Regions from separate parts of the Homo sapiens genome. Here all the other regions are linked to region 2. A link is a contact called in ENCODE Hi-C or POLR2A ChIA-PET data. All regions are on one chromosome and are shown on one strand. Each heading gives the region's core, a stretch centred on a gene start or an enhancer-like site at or near the end of the contact. The rest is flanking DNA. Distances are from core to core; before and after follow the strand shown. Region 1 holds the start of SLC43A3 (solute carrier family 43 member 3). Region 2 holds the start of LINC02739 (long intergenic non-protein coding RNA 2739). Region 3 holds the start of TIMM10 (translocase of inner mitochondrial membrane 10).

Region 1 (4,611 bases), core at 552-3,051, 2.1 Mb before region 2:
GAACGAGGTAAGGAAATGGAAGTGGGGCTGTGGTGAAGTGGGCAAGTCTAGAGAGAGTCCCGCTGCCTGGGGCTGTTCCTAACAGCTGCTGGGAGCGAGCTGCAGGTGTGGTGCCTGGCAGGGTGGCCGGGCTGTCTGACTCTGGATTTCACTCCAAGCTAGGCTGCTGCCTGAAGGATTCCTCTTACCCACCTTTGCCTGGGCTGGCCTTTGGGACTTACATGGCTATGAGGCGTGCCACGGTGGTCTTGAACCGGTCAAAGATGTAGCCAGTGGGGAATGTCATGAAGTTGTTCATGAAGGACCCCAGGGTGAAGATGAGTGAGAACCTCTCATCCTGGGCTTTGCAGTCTGGAGTAGAAAAAAGGTCTCCCATGCATCCCAGCCTTCCTGCCAAATGAGCACACAGGCTGGGCTCCCCTCCACCTCAGACAGCTTGTCGGTCGCAAACTTGTCCCTTAAGCTGAGTTGAAATGTGGCTGCCCCTAATTACCCCTCAGGAGCTGGTGCCTCCCTCCCAGGCACTTCCCAGATCAAGTGGGGTGAGAGCTGCTGACCCTTCCTCTCATCATAGAAAGAGGGGTGGGCAGGGGGCAGAGTCCTTCCTGCTCCTTGCCACCACGTGGGAGCCAGACTTAACTTCCTTAGAAAAGTCATCCCTGCCCTTACCAGCCTGCCCTGTGGCATTGCCAATCGGCCCAGCATCTGGTCCACACAGATCCTTAAAGTAATCTTCATTCTTGAAGACAAACACTAGTGAAGGCCAGCCAAAGAGGACGCCAGCAAAGCCCAGGCATTCCAGCAGCCCAGTCAGCAGTGTGGCCACGTGCAGGGGCAGGCCCTGGCCCGCCATGAGCAGAAGTGGAGTGGATCTTCAAATCCCACTTTGTCCTCCTGGACGGATCACAGGCGCCGTAAGCCTGGCGTTTGAGCACTTGGAAAATTCCTCTGGCAAGCCAAGCCCTTCCTTTCCCGTAGCTCTCTGGTTGTTTCAGGCCTGGGCAAAAACCATCAGCGGGTGATTCTCTGGATCCTGTAGAATAAAGATAGAGGCTGCTGGAAGAGGAGGCCTGCGGGAAAGGGAAAGGTAGACTAGAGTTATTTGTGAGGTGCATTAAGAGGCAGGATGATCATGGCCGCTGGCAGCAAATGTGGGGAATAAATACTCCAATACATCATCTTAGGCACTGCATTTGAGTAACCACGTGGCAAGTAGAGAGGCAGGTCTTGATGGCCACCTGGAGTCACAGGTGAGATAAACGACTTACCCAATAGCTCCCCGGGAGCAGGTGGAGAAGCGGAGCTCCTGCGCTCGAATTCTGAATACCGTCCCCTAAAATAATGACAGCAACTCAACCAGGTGCAGAGGCAGGGAGATTTCATACAGAAGACACAAACTCCCGCTGCCAAGTTGGTGTTATCTTCAGTTTACTGACAATGAAACAAAAGCTCCCATGGATTTCAGGAACTTGCCCAAGGTCACAGGGCTAGTTTAGTCACGACGCAGGCCATTCTACTGCCAGAAATACCCCCAACTCCCATGACCCTCGCCTAGGACTCGCAAACCTGGTCCCCGCCGCCCTTCCTCGCATCAACTTCTACCAGGAAAGCCTCCGGGGGCCGCTCCCCGCCAGCCTCCGCACCCCGCTCCAGCCTGCGGCCTGCCCTCCCCGCAGAGGAGCCCGAGGGGCCAGGCCGCGCTCGGCGCCCCATGGCGCCCGAAAGGGGACCCTTCGCCCTACCCGCCTGCTCCGCGCCGGGGCTCTCCGCGCCCTTTCCGCACGGGCCAGGTTCGCATTCGCGCCTCTCGCAGCCCCTCCCAGTCCCCTGCTCGCCTCCGCCCCCTCCTGCCCGCCCGGAAGGGGCTGGGGCAGACCTCCCACTCTCCATCACTTCCTTCTTCTTTTCCCTTGCTCACAGCCTCCCGCGCCCTTTTTACCTCTCCCTCTTGAAACTTCTCCCTCTAGAACCCCCTAGAACCCCAGCGGTGTCTTTCCCTCCCTCCTCGCTGCCTTTCAGCCTCCCAGCCCCCTTGCCTCTGCCTCCCCTAACCAAGTTAGTTGAATGCTGTTACTCGCTCAGGCCCACCTAGGGAAAATGTCACACCCAGCACCCAGAGGACACACAGACAGCACATGAGGGCATAGGGACACACACACTCTATTTGTGCATTTTGCCTTGACCGCTGGGTTGGCAGGGAACATATTTTTCCTATTTGCTCACCAGCTTAACCGTCTCTCCCAGTTTCACACTCCCAGAGCTGCCAAAAAAATCCCAACCACAGAATCAGGAAGCCAAGAACCAGGACTGAGGGCTTTTCAGAAACCATCCCCTGGAGGACTGCCCCATATTTTCACTCCCAAAAACCCCTTAGATGACTCCCTGCCTCACCCCCGCCCCCCAGGTTCTGAAAGAGCCTTCCCGCCAGACTGCATTGATTAACCATTCATTGCCCCATTTTTTATTAATCAAAGACATATATAATTGCTCATCGGAGCTTGTGATCAGCGTGAGGCCTTACTAAGCAGCTGCCTTACTATCCTTCCAGCCCAGAGCACGTGAGCTGACGTCTTCTTTGGCCTGTGTGGCCGTTTCCTTGCCAAAAGCTCAGTTTGGGGAGAGCTTCTTGCGTATTAGATGCAGTCTGCAGACTCCCAACCCCAGCTACCTGGATCCCCTGAGGGCCCAGGAACTCCAGCTATTCCAAGCCCACTCCTCTTTTTTTTAAGAGGAAGAAATAGAGGTTACGATAGGGGACAGCCAGAACTGAGGATTTTCCAGCTCACCACCAAAGCACAAAAGATAAAAGTCTGCAACCACCCTAGTGACTTGACTGAATGGAGGAAGGGTGGCTGGGGTCCTGTACCCCAAGCTACTCACTAGTTATACAACCTGAGGCAAGCTCTTTGGCTGCCCCACCTGTAAGACGAGGACAATAGTACCTTAATTATAGGAATTGTCATAAAAGAAGTATAAGATGGGTGTATGAGGTCCCTGCATGGCGCAGGTGCTATAGGCAGATTGTAGGGTAGTAGATTTTCTAGTCTGCAGTTATGTAGACAGAGCCAGAGAAGCAGCTCTGGGGAGGAATTTCAAAGGAACTTGCCCACGGTCATTCTACAAAGCTGCAGTACCTTCCCAACTCTGAAACGTATGCTCTCATCACCCCGTCTTAACAAACATTTGGACATTAGAGAAAACAAGTCTTTTCTTAAAATAACATTATTTATGGGAGAAAATCCACAAAAATATAGCATCCCAGGACAAACAGGGCTTAAGATGCAAGATTTTCTATTTTACTGCAAGACACAAAGACTCTGAAATTAATGCATGCCCTATCTTCTGCTCTGGCATACATTTTAGTCTCCTGGGGGGATCAGTAAGTGTGGAAGTAGCAAGGGAGAAACAGAAAAAAGTCAAAGTAAAGAGACAGATTTTAGAATGTTAATCTGCAGGAGCCTGCCAGAAAGATCTAGCTCATGGGCTATCTGTACATCCAGGACTGAAGCACGGGACACGGGGCAGGTCGTCCAGGGTTCTGTCCACCTTATCTTGTTACCTCTCTTGACTCTTAGAGCCTCCACTCCACATCTCCCATCAATGTCTGCAGAAGACGTGGCCTCCACTAACACAAGTCTTACTGAACTGATGGGACAGGAAATTAGAATATCCTCTGAACCATTCCCATGTTCTTTGGTTCGAATTCCAGCAGCTAGAAAAGGCAGATGCTATTCTGATCACTCTCCTGCGTGGCTCCAATGAGGATTAATGAGTAACATCAGAGAGAGAAGTGATTATAATAAGGTCTGACGGTGCACCCGATGTCTTCATCCTTTTCTCTTCGCCTCCTTCCTCATCATCTCACACCTTTTTTTTTTTAATTGACTGATTGGTTCAACAAATACATGTGGTACCTCAGGCTCTGTGCCAAGTGCCGGGATTCGTAGAGAAGAGATTCAGTGCCTGCTCTCAAGGGGCTCATTCTCTTGTGGGAGAGACAGACAAAGAAACCCAAGATTTCTGGAGTGTGGGAATGGTCTTCCAGGCAGATGCTAGCACAGCACATTGAAAGGCACGGAACCTCAACAAAACAATAACATTTAGGAACCAGCTAGAGCACAGGGTGGTGAAGAAAGTGGAAAGATTTGAGGCCAGCGTCGCCATCTAAGTGAGGGCATTAAGAATTCAGCCCACATCAATCAATCATGTCCTATTGATTTCACCCCTTAATATCTCTCCTATCTATCCGTGGCCACTGCTCTATGCAGACACTCATCATCTCTCACAGAGGCATCATCTGCTTCCAAGCCATCGCCATTCTCCTGCAAGAGTTTATTTCCATGGTTCCCACTGGATGGCTTCACTTAACTGCTCAAAACCCTTCTGAGGTCCAGTCAACTGGCTGGTAAGGACCAGTCCAGGGTCTGGGGATGCCAGCCATGAGACATTGCTTTGAGGGGAAGAGGGAGCATAGAACTGGATCTCCTGCATCCTACTGCCCAAGTACCAATGCTGGAGGTGGTTTTCCTTCCCATCATCAGCAAGTCTGGATATCCAGGATCCACCCTATGGATGTTTTTATGGACAGAGTGGGAAGATGGATATGTTTAG
Region 2 (4,455 bases), core at 1,642-4,141:
AATAAATAAATAAATAAATAAATAAATAAATAAATTCAGCAGGGCAGTAAGCTGGAGACTCAGGAAGGCAGGTTTTCTATACCAAAGTTTTTTTTGTTTGTTTGTTTTTGTTTGAGATGGAGTCTTGCTCTGTTGTCCAGGCTGGAGTGGAGTGGCTCAATCTTGGCTCACTGCAACCTCCGCCTCCCAGGTTCAAGCAATTCTCCTGTCTCAGCCTCCCAAGTAGCTAGGATTACAGGCATGCGCCACCATGCCTGGCTAATTTTTGTATTTTTAACAGAGATGGGGTTTCACCATGTTGGCCAGGCTGGTCTGCAACTCCTGACCTCAGGTGATCTGCCCGTCTCGGCCTCCCAAAATGCTGGGATTACAGGCGTAAGCCACCGCGCCTGGCCTATAGCAAAGTTTTTAGGAGAATTCCTTCTTCTTCAGAAACTCCAGTCTTTGCTCTTAAAGGCTTCAGCTGATTTAATGAGGCACATTATAAAGGGTGATCTTCTTTACCTGGAGTCTACTGATTTAAACGTTAATCACATGTAAAAAATACCTTCATTGCCAGGGGCTGTGACTCATACCTGTAGTCTCAGCACTTTGAAAGGCCGAGGCAGGCAGATCGCTTGAGCTCCAGAGTTCGAGACCAGCCTGGGCAACATGGCGACACCCCGTCTCTATAAATACAAAAAATTAACCGGACGTGATGCTGCGTACCTGTGGTCCCAGCTACTAGGGAGGCTGAGGCCAAAGAATGACTTGAGGCCCAGGAGGTTGAGGCTGCAGTGAACTGTGATGGTGCCACTGCACCCCACCCCTGGGCAACAGAACAAGACCCTGTCTCAAAAGAAACAAACCAAAAACACCTTCCTAGTAACATCTAGAATGGCGTTCGACCAAACCTCATGAAAAGTTTAATTCTCTAGTCTATTAGATGATCAGTTGGGGTTTCTTCTTATTGATCACCATTGGACTTTCAAGAGCCCCTCATCAAAATACATCTTTCCACCCAAGAACTCAACGATTTTGGGGCTGAAGCCCCATATCAGCTAGCATATTGGCAAACATTAACAGAAAGAGGAGAGGGGTATAAATAGGCCTAAAAACCATATGGCTGGCTTCATTTTGCCTTTTACCACACTGCGAGTTCTTAGAATGTGACACATGGATCTCCTTCCTCTCCCTCCATGGTCCAGCCTGACTAAAAAGAAGGCACTCCCTAAGTGTGTTTTTCCATTGCCTTGCCTTGAGTGGAGTGGCTCATCTTTTTTTTTTTTTTTTTTTTTTTTTTTTTTTGAGACGGAATTTCGCTCTTGTTGTCCTGGCTGCAGTGCAATGGTGTAATCTCCGCTCACGGCAACCTCTGCCTCCTGGGTTCAAGCGATTCTCCTGCCTCAGCCTCCCGAGTAGCTGGGATGACAGGCGTGCGCCACCACGCACGGTTAATTTTGTATTTTTAGTAGAGACGGGATTTCTCCATTTTGGTCAGGCTGGTCTTGAACTCCCAACCTCAGGTGATCCGCCCGCCTCAGCCTCCCAAAGTGCTGGGATTACAGGCGTGAGCCACTATGCCCGGCTGTGGTTCATCATCTTAATGAGGCTTTCTACTGAAATTCAATCCATATCCTCCGAGTTCCACTGACCTCCGCCCCCATGCCAGACAAGCATGGACAACTCTGGAAGCCTAGAAACTGGTGGATGGCCGATTCCCGGGGTGTTTCCTAGTGATCTCTGCCAGGAGCTTCTCTGTTGGTGCTGATAACAAATTAGCCAATGGATACAAACCTGTTTTGTAAACTGCCAGGTGTTGAAGATCAAACGGTGTCCTCTGAAATTCAGTTCTTCCTGCATACAGCGTCTGGATATCTTTGCTGGGGTGGGGAAGGTGGTGCATAGGGTTCAGAGGGGTGCAAGGATATGATGTACAAGTGACTTGCAATTTGGAAAATAAAAATACAGGGTGTCCAGTTAAATCCAATTTCACAGAAACAACAAATATGTACTTTGTATATTCCATGCAATATTTGGGACATGTTTATACTAAAAAGTATTTGTTGTTTCTCTGAAATTCAAATTTTGGCCGGGTTCAGTGGCTCGTGCCTGTAATCCCAACACTTTGGGAGGCTGAGGCAGGAGGATGACCTGAGGTCAGGAGTTCGGGACCAGCCTGGCCAACATGGTGAAACCCTGTCTCTACTAAAAATACAAAAATTAGCCGGGCACCTGTAATCCCAGCTACTCCGGAGGCTGAGGCAGGAGAATCACTTGAACCCGGGAGGCGGAGGTTACAGTCAGCCGAGATCACGCCACTGCACTCCAGCATGGGAGCAAGACTCCATCTTAAAAAAAGAAAAAAGAAAAGAAAAGGAAAAAGAAAAAAAAGGAAATTAATTGGACGTCCTGTATTTGGTCTTCTAACCCTAGTGTAGATTTAAACTAGAAAGGGCTTCCGATCTCTGTCTCCCGCCCCACCTAAGAGCTGTTCTAGGGTCCTTGTTATTGTTTTTGTTTTCTTTTTTAAAGACAGAGTTTCACCGTGTTGGCCAGGCTGGTCTCGAACTCATGACCTCAAGTAATCCGTCCGCCTCGACTTCCCAAAATGCTGGGATTACAGGCGTGAGCCACCGCGCCCGGCCCCGGTCCTTGTTACGGTTTAAAAAGCTGGACAAAGCCCGTGCGCCGAACGCTTTCGAGGACTTCTTTGGCCAAGAGGGGGCCCGGGCTGTCACCATTCCCGGCAAGCCCGCGACCAAGCAGGCAGCGGAGGCGGCGCAGGCCGAGAGCTCCCGCCCCTCTGACAGTGAGAGAAGGGTCGCAGCGCCCACGGCTGCCTAGAACCCGAAAGAAGAGGAGCGGGGTGCGGGGACACAGGGTTGCTCAAGAAAGTGAGCTATGCGCAGTGCTCCGGAAGAGCTTGTCTCAAACCAGGTCCCAAGTGAGGGCAGAGGCGTAACTTCGTACTGGGCAGTTTAAAAGGTAAGACATATGTCCCCAGTATCCTCCCTCCCAGGGGAAAATGACGATAAGGTTTCCCTTAACTGCCCCAGCCCGCGTGAGAACCCACAGGGTGTTGACCCTGTTAACTGCAGAAAGACCCTGTTAACTGCAGAAATCACATGTAGTGATGACTAACGCCTAAAACGGAAGCGCTGCCGAAACCCGGGATTGAACCAGGGACCTTTAGATCTTCAGTCTAACGCTCTCCCAACTGAGCTATTTCGGCTGCCGTGGAAGACGTTTTTCTTTTTTTCTACATAATTATAATAAAATAGTATTTGTTCCGTGGTAACAAAGATCATATGGATTCAGCTAGAGGTAGGCATTTTACAAATGTTACAAAGGTGATAAGGCAAGGCCCTTGTTTACAAACTGAAGTGATAAATCACTTTTCTCAGGGTTTTTTGTTGTTGTTGTTGTTTTAAGTTCCCTGCAATTTGCTTTTTTCATTTAAAAACATATTATGGACTTTTTTCATGGCAGTTATGTAGACCTATCATACTTTTTAATCCACGTTCGCCAGTATTGGATTGTATGGTTATAACATAATCTATGTAATCAAACTGACAACTATCAGCTTTTTTACCTTTTTCTATATCTCATTATTAAAAACAATACTGCCATAAATTTTTAAAATATACTTGTTTTTCTTGTGCAAAGGCAGATTTTGCAAGGTAGATATATATAAACATTGTGATTTTTACAGATATCTTCAGATTGAAATCCAGGATATATAGAAGAGGTAAGGAAGGCCATTTGTAAAGGCTTCAAATGTAGACTTTCAATGCTACCTCCACATGAGGTAAACATAGAGTCACTGTACAGTATTTGTTAAAAGCATTGATTTGCTAAACCTAGCATTAAAAATATACCTCAATTTTTGGAATACCATCTTGGCATTTTTCATTTTTAAATATATATAGTCAAAAAAAAGAATTAAGTCAGGCTTCCCTCAAACTCTAAGAAGCAAGTTGTGGTTTAATAATATCTCTAATATGCTGATTTTATTCCTCCTCCACCTCCCATTTCATAATTTTCATCTCTTGCATTTATTCACTGAAAAATGTTTTAGCCAGATGCGGTGTCTCTGGGAGGCCAAGGCAGGCGGATCACCTGAGGTCGGGAGTTCAAGACCAGCCTGACCAACATGGAGAAACCCCGTCTCTACTAAAAATACAAAATTAGCCGGGCGTGGTGGTGCACGCCTGTAATTCCAGCTGCTCGGGAGGCTGAAGCAGGAGACTCCCTTGAACCAGGGAGGTGGAGGTTGCAGTGGGCCGAGATTGCGCCATTGCACTCCAGCCTGAGCAACAACAGCAAAACTCCGTCTCAAAAAAAAAAAAGTTTTATATAAACTCCATAAGGCTGTTAGAATAATTCAATGCTTTGTATTCACTTGCTTCATAAATAAGGAGCCAGCATGGACTCATTACAATTTGAAATAAAAGCGCCATGACCTTAGTTTAG
Region 3 (4,651 bases), core at 129-2,628, 2.0 Mb before region 2:
TTAAGCCAATAAAAATAGCAGACATTTCACTAAGTGTTGGGCTTGAGGCTAAGGGCTTTCATATATTTTTAGATTTAATATTTATGATGTCCTATGAGGTAGGTATCATTATGTCTTCTTCATAATGAGGAAACCAATTGTCAAACAGTGCAAGTAACATGTCCAATTATACTGCTGGTGATTGGTGGAGCCAGGATTTGTTCCCAAATTTGCCAAATGGTTATGAGCACTAGTTGCAGAATCAGACTGAGGTGCTAGTTCTGGCATTGTTACTGACCAGCTGCCGACCCTAAGGAAGTTACTTAACCTCTAGAATCATCAATTTCCTCATTTTAAGACGGGACTAATAAAATTAACCCACTGGATTATTTTGAAGATTAACAAGTGCCTGACACAGAATAAAGGGTTTTAAAATGTTAACTACTAAATGGGCTGGCTATGTGCTATTTGTCAAGAGGCAAATACTCAGCTTTTCTTGGAACCTAACCAGAGCCTGGATTGGAGTTTCTCTTCCTGCTTGGCTCCTGCATTGCCAGTTCCATCCCCATCTAAATGCCCAACTCATTCTAGTGACCCTTTACTGCATCTACATTAGGATCAACCTTGAAGGTGGGTGTGGGGAGGGTAAGCATGGGCCTCAGGCTCCCCTACATTCAGGAAGGAATTTGTCATAAGTCATTCACCTTCGATAAGGGTGACCAAGACTTATTTTCCAAGACAGGGTAGCACATAGTTCTCTTTACCTGTTGTACATATCGGCCATCATCTCCACCTCCAGCTCCGCAGCCAGCTGTTGGGCCCTGAGAGGATCCATCTCAGCCTAGCACCGTGGAAGGGATCTCCTTCTGGCCTCCTAATCCTGGGAGCAGACATCACCATCAGCACCCACCGCCGCCGTTCACTCTCCTACCCCTGGGGCTAGAGGATACAGAGGACTCACAGGGCGCCAGACCACCACGGGCCACTAACCTCAGTGAGCTTAACCACCCCATTTCACGGATGTGGAAACTGAGGCCTAGCCCAAGGTCGCACAGGACGTCTATGGCGAGCCTGGAAATCGAGCCCCGGATCTCTGATGCCCCAGTTCCTGGAGGTCACCTCTATTCAGGAGATCGAGGACCGGAGGAGAACTCTCTAACCCACGAACCTGAACCTCCAGGGCCCTGGGAATGGGATCATACGCTGAACAGAGGCGACCGGGACCCAGCCCAAAGGCTACACCTCTGAAATGGCGACGCCATCATCAGGGCCACATTGAATTCAGAGGTCATGTGTCACTTACCACTGCCTGGGACGGATCACAATGCCCACGGAGACCCCAACTTCTGACAAATACTATAACGTTACCCGCCTCCCGAGAGGCTCCAGCGGAAGCACGTGGGTTACTTCCGGGAGGAAAGTCCCGCCTCTTCTTTGATTCAAACTCGCTTCCGGAATTAAATACCAACGAGACGGCGCCGGGAACTCGGCGATCATAGAGAGGGAGCGGCTGGCGCCGGGCGAAGAGGAAGGCGACTTGCCAGTGCTAGAGAGGACACCAAAGTACCATAGAAGCTTGGGCGGGGTGCAGAGCGTCTGCAGCCCGATCAGAATTCAAGTCCTTTGGGATGTCACCGAGCGGCTTCAGTTTATTGGTTCTGTAGGAAGAGGCGTGGCGACAGACACCTGTGAACCTCACCCCCGTTCCAGACAGCCGACTCCTGTGCGCAAATCAGGCGTGGAGAAGGAAGAACGCCCCCAAACAGCGGTTCTGTTTTTGTTTCGCGTTAAAATCACCTGGAACGTTTTTAAACATCCCAGTGCCCAGGACTCACCTCATTTCAATTAAATCAGAATCTCTGGGAGTACAGTTTAAAATTCCTCAGGCAGCAATACAATTTAAAATTCCCCAGGTGATTCGTATGTACAGCCAAATTTGAGAAGCAGTGCTCCACGGGACGTTGTGCGATTACTGCTGTGTGTAGGTCACACTAAGCCCCGTCTGGGGTTGCAAAGATAAGCGAGATAGGCTTCCTGTTCGCAGAAAGACAAGACGTGTAAAATATGTTTTCTTCAACAGTTAGAGGTCCTCAGCCACAAAGAGATAATAAAAGCAATTTCGGCTGCCACCAGGGCTAATCTTGGGTGAGGGAAAGAAGGGTACTGGTGAACTTTCCAACTTTCAAGACTTAATGTGTTCTTCAAACTGCACCATTCACTCATTCCCCACTAAAAAGAAGGAAACAAGGAAACAATACTCAGTCCCTTGATTTGTCACACAATTTCCTGGTAAAATAAATTTACAAGATGTAAATTAATGACGCAAGGGCACATTGCCCATTGGAAAAGGTGGGCTAGACATTTTCTGTGTGGTCATCATAAGCTTCCCTAATTGTCCAAGACCATCCTAATTTTAAACAATTGACCTTTCTACTGCTTTGAAGACTCATCTTTGCCAAACTTGTGCCCTGATTTTTAAAGATTGGGGTATAACATTCATAAAGTGCATAAAATACACGAATGTTAAGCTTAATTAAATATATATGTATCTATATATGTACATTTGTATAACCGCCATCCAGATCAAGATATAAAATACTTCCTGCACCCCAAAAAGTTATCTTGTGTTCCTTCCCCATCAATACCCCCTCTCGAAGTTAACCACTATTCTGACCTCTATCACCATCAATTAGTTTTCCTTGTTCTTGAACTTCGTGTAAATGGAATTATACATTATTTTCTATTTTGTGCCTGACTTCTTTAGCTCAATGTACCTGTAAGATTTCCTCCATATTGTTGTGTGCATCTGTTATTCCTTCTGTTTTATTGCTGTCTAGTGTTTGATTGTATGAGTATGCCACAATTCATCTATCCATTCTCCCGTTGGTGGATGTTTGGATTGTTTCCAGTTTTTGCCTATTATGCAATAATGCTGCTATGATACTCTTGTACAGATGGACATATCTTGCCTTGGTTTTTGCCTTTGAAAATATAGTCAACATTGGCCGGGTGCAGTGGCTCACGCCTGTAATCCCAGCACTTTGGGAGGCTGAGGTGGGTGGATCACCTGAGGTCAGGAGTTCGAGACCAGCCTGGCCAACTTGGTGAAACCCCATCTCTACTAAAAATACAAAAAAGTAGCCCGGTGTGGTGACGGGTGCTTGTAATCCCAGCTACTCAAGAGGCTAAGCAGGAGGCTAAGGCAGGAGAAACACTTGAACCCGGGAGGCAGAGGTTGCAGTGAGCCAAGATCGCACCATTGCACTCCAGCCTGGGCAACAAGAGTGAAACTCCGACCCCCCACTCCCCGCAAAAAAGAAACATTATGGAAAGTTAAGAAACTGCGTGGGAAAAGGAGATGGTTTCTTACAAGAGGAATCTTGCAATATCTACTGGGCCTTATGAAAGGTTGCATACTGTATGATTTCATTTAAGTAACATTCTCAAAATCACAAAATTATAGAGATGGAGAAGAGATTTCTGATTGTCTAGTGTTAGGGTTGATGGGGAGATAGAAGTGTACCTGTAAAGGGTAGCACAAGAGAGATCTTTGTGTTGATGGATAATTCTGTATCCTGATTGTGGTGGTGGTTACAAGAATCTACACAGGTGATAAGATGTCATAGAACTGGCAGGGTGCGGTGGCTCACGCCTGTAATCCCAGCACTGTGGGAGGCCCAGGCGAGCGAATCACAAGGTAGGAGTTCGAGACCAGCCTTGTTGGTGAAACTCCGTCTCTACTAAAAATACAAAAAATTAGCTGGGGGTAGTGGCGGGCACCTGTAACCCCAGCTACTCAGGAGCCTGAGGCAGGAGAATCGTTTGAACCCGGGAGGTGGAGGTTGCAGTGAGCCGAGATCGTGCCACTGCACTCCAGCCCAGGCGACAGAGTGAGACTCCGTCTCAAAAAAAAAAAAAAAGCCAGGCGCGGTGGCTCACACCTGTAATCCCAACACTTTGGGAGGCCGAGGCGGGTGGATCACGAGGTCAGGAGATCGAGACCATCCTGGTTAACATGGTGAAACCCCGTCTCTACTAAAATAAAAAAAATCAGCCGGGTGTGGTGGCATGCGCCTATAGTCCCAGCTACTCAGGAGGGCGAGACAGGAGAATCGCTTGAACCCGGGAGGCGGGAGGCAGAAGTTGCAGTGAGCCGAGATTGTGCCACTGCACTCCAGCTTGGGCGACAGAGCAAGACTCGGTCTAAAAAAAAAAAAGAAAGAAAAAAAAAGTCATAGAACTACTACACACACACATTGTACCAATATAAATTATCTGGCTTTGATATTGAATATAGTTATGTTAGATTTAACCTTTAGTGGAAGTTGGTAAAGGGCGTACAGGACCTCTCTGTACTATTAATGCAACTTCCTGTGAAACTATAATTATTTCTAAATAAAAAGTTTTAAAAATCTCTACAAAAAAGAAAACAAATAAGATTATACAAGTATGAGTAAGAGCTGGCCATAAAGAAAGAAAGAAAAATATTTATATAAAAGATTGTGTAAGTAAAGTACCTAGTCCATGGTAGATGCTCAATAAAAATAAATCATTGTTTTCATTCTTTTTCATTTTTAAACTTTCACTGGGGCAAATTTATTTTTATTTTTACTTAGGATTTTTGAGGCAGGATCTTGCCTTGTCACCCAGGCTTGAGTGCAATGGTATGATC

The links. Hi-C counts contacts between places; a loop is a spot of excess contacts on that map. ChIA-PET counts read pairs that join two places held with the same protein, here RNA polymerase II (POLR2A). Pooled maps may share reads with other maps.
Region 1: a pooled map shows a loop between it and region 2 (2.3-fold over the local background). The contact joins the promoter of SLC43A3 here to the promoter of LINC02739 in region 2. A Hi-C loop is called at or near these places in 2 of 168 maps with a recorded cell type or tissue (CD4-positive, alpha-beta memory T cell and endothelial cell of umbilical vein) and 11 of 50 pooled maps. POLR2A ChIA-PET finds 5 or more read pairs at or near these places in 1 of 52 experiments (PC-9).
Region 3: a pooled map shows a loop between it and region 2 (4-fold over the local background). The contact joins the promoter of TIMM10 here to the promoter of LINC02739 in region 2. A Hi-C loop is called at or near these places in 6 of 50 pooled maps.

What each region holds. Positions count from the first base shown.
Region 1 is chr11:57,425,320-57,429,930 of GRCh38, forward strand. It overlaps SLC43A3 (solute carrier family 43 member 3), which reads right to left and starts at 1,802. Exons shown (of 14, transcript NM_199329.3): 1 at 1,743-1,802; 2 at 1,269-1,333; 3 at 670-1,033; 4 at 222-351. The coding sequence starts at 853. RefSeq lists enhancers at 1-526, 219-1,418, 527-1,319 and a silencer at 1,562-1,921.
Region 2 is chr11:59,563,239-59,567,693 of GRCh38, forward strand. It overlaps LINC02739 (long intergenic non-protein coding RNA 2739), which reads right to left and starts at 2,892. Exons shown (of 5, transcript NR_187292.1): 1 at 1,777-2,892. TRF-GAA2-1 (tRNA-Phe (anticodon GAA) 2-1) reads right to left here and starts at 3,214; the gene lies at 3,142-3,214. RefSeq lists enhancers at 2,186-2,687, 2,533-2,712, 2,688-3,187.
Region 3 is chr11:57,529,376-57,534,026 of GRCh38, forward strand. TIMM10 (translocase of inner mitochondrial membrane 10) reads right to left here and starts at 1,379. Exons shown (of 3, transcript NM_012456.3): 1 at 1,283-1,379; 2 at 744-859. The coding sequence starts at 814. RefSeq lists an enhancer at 1,379-1,558.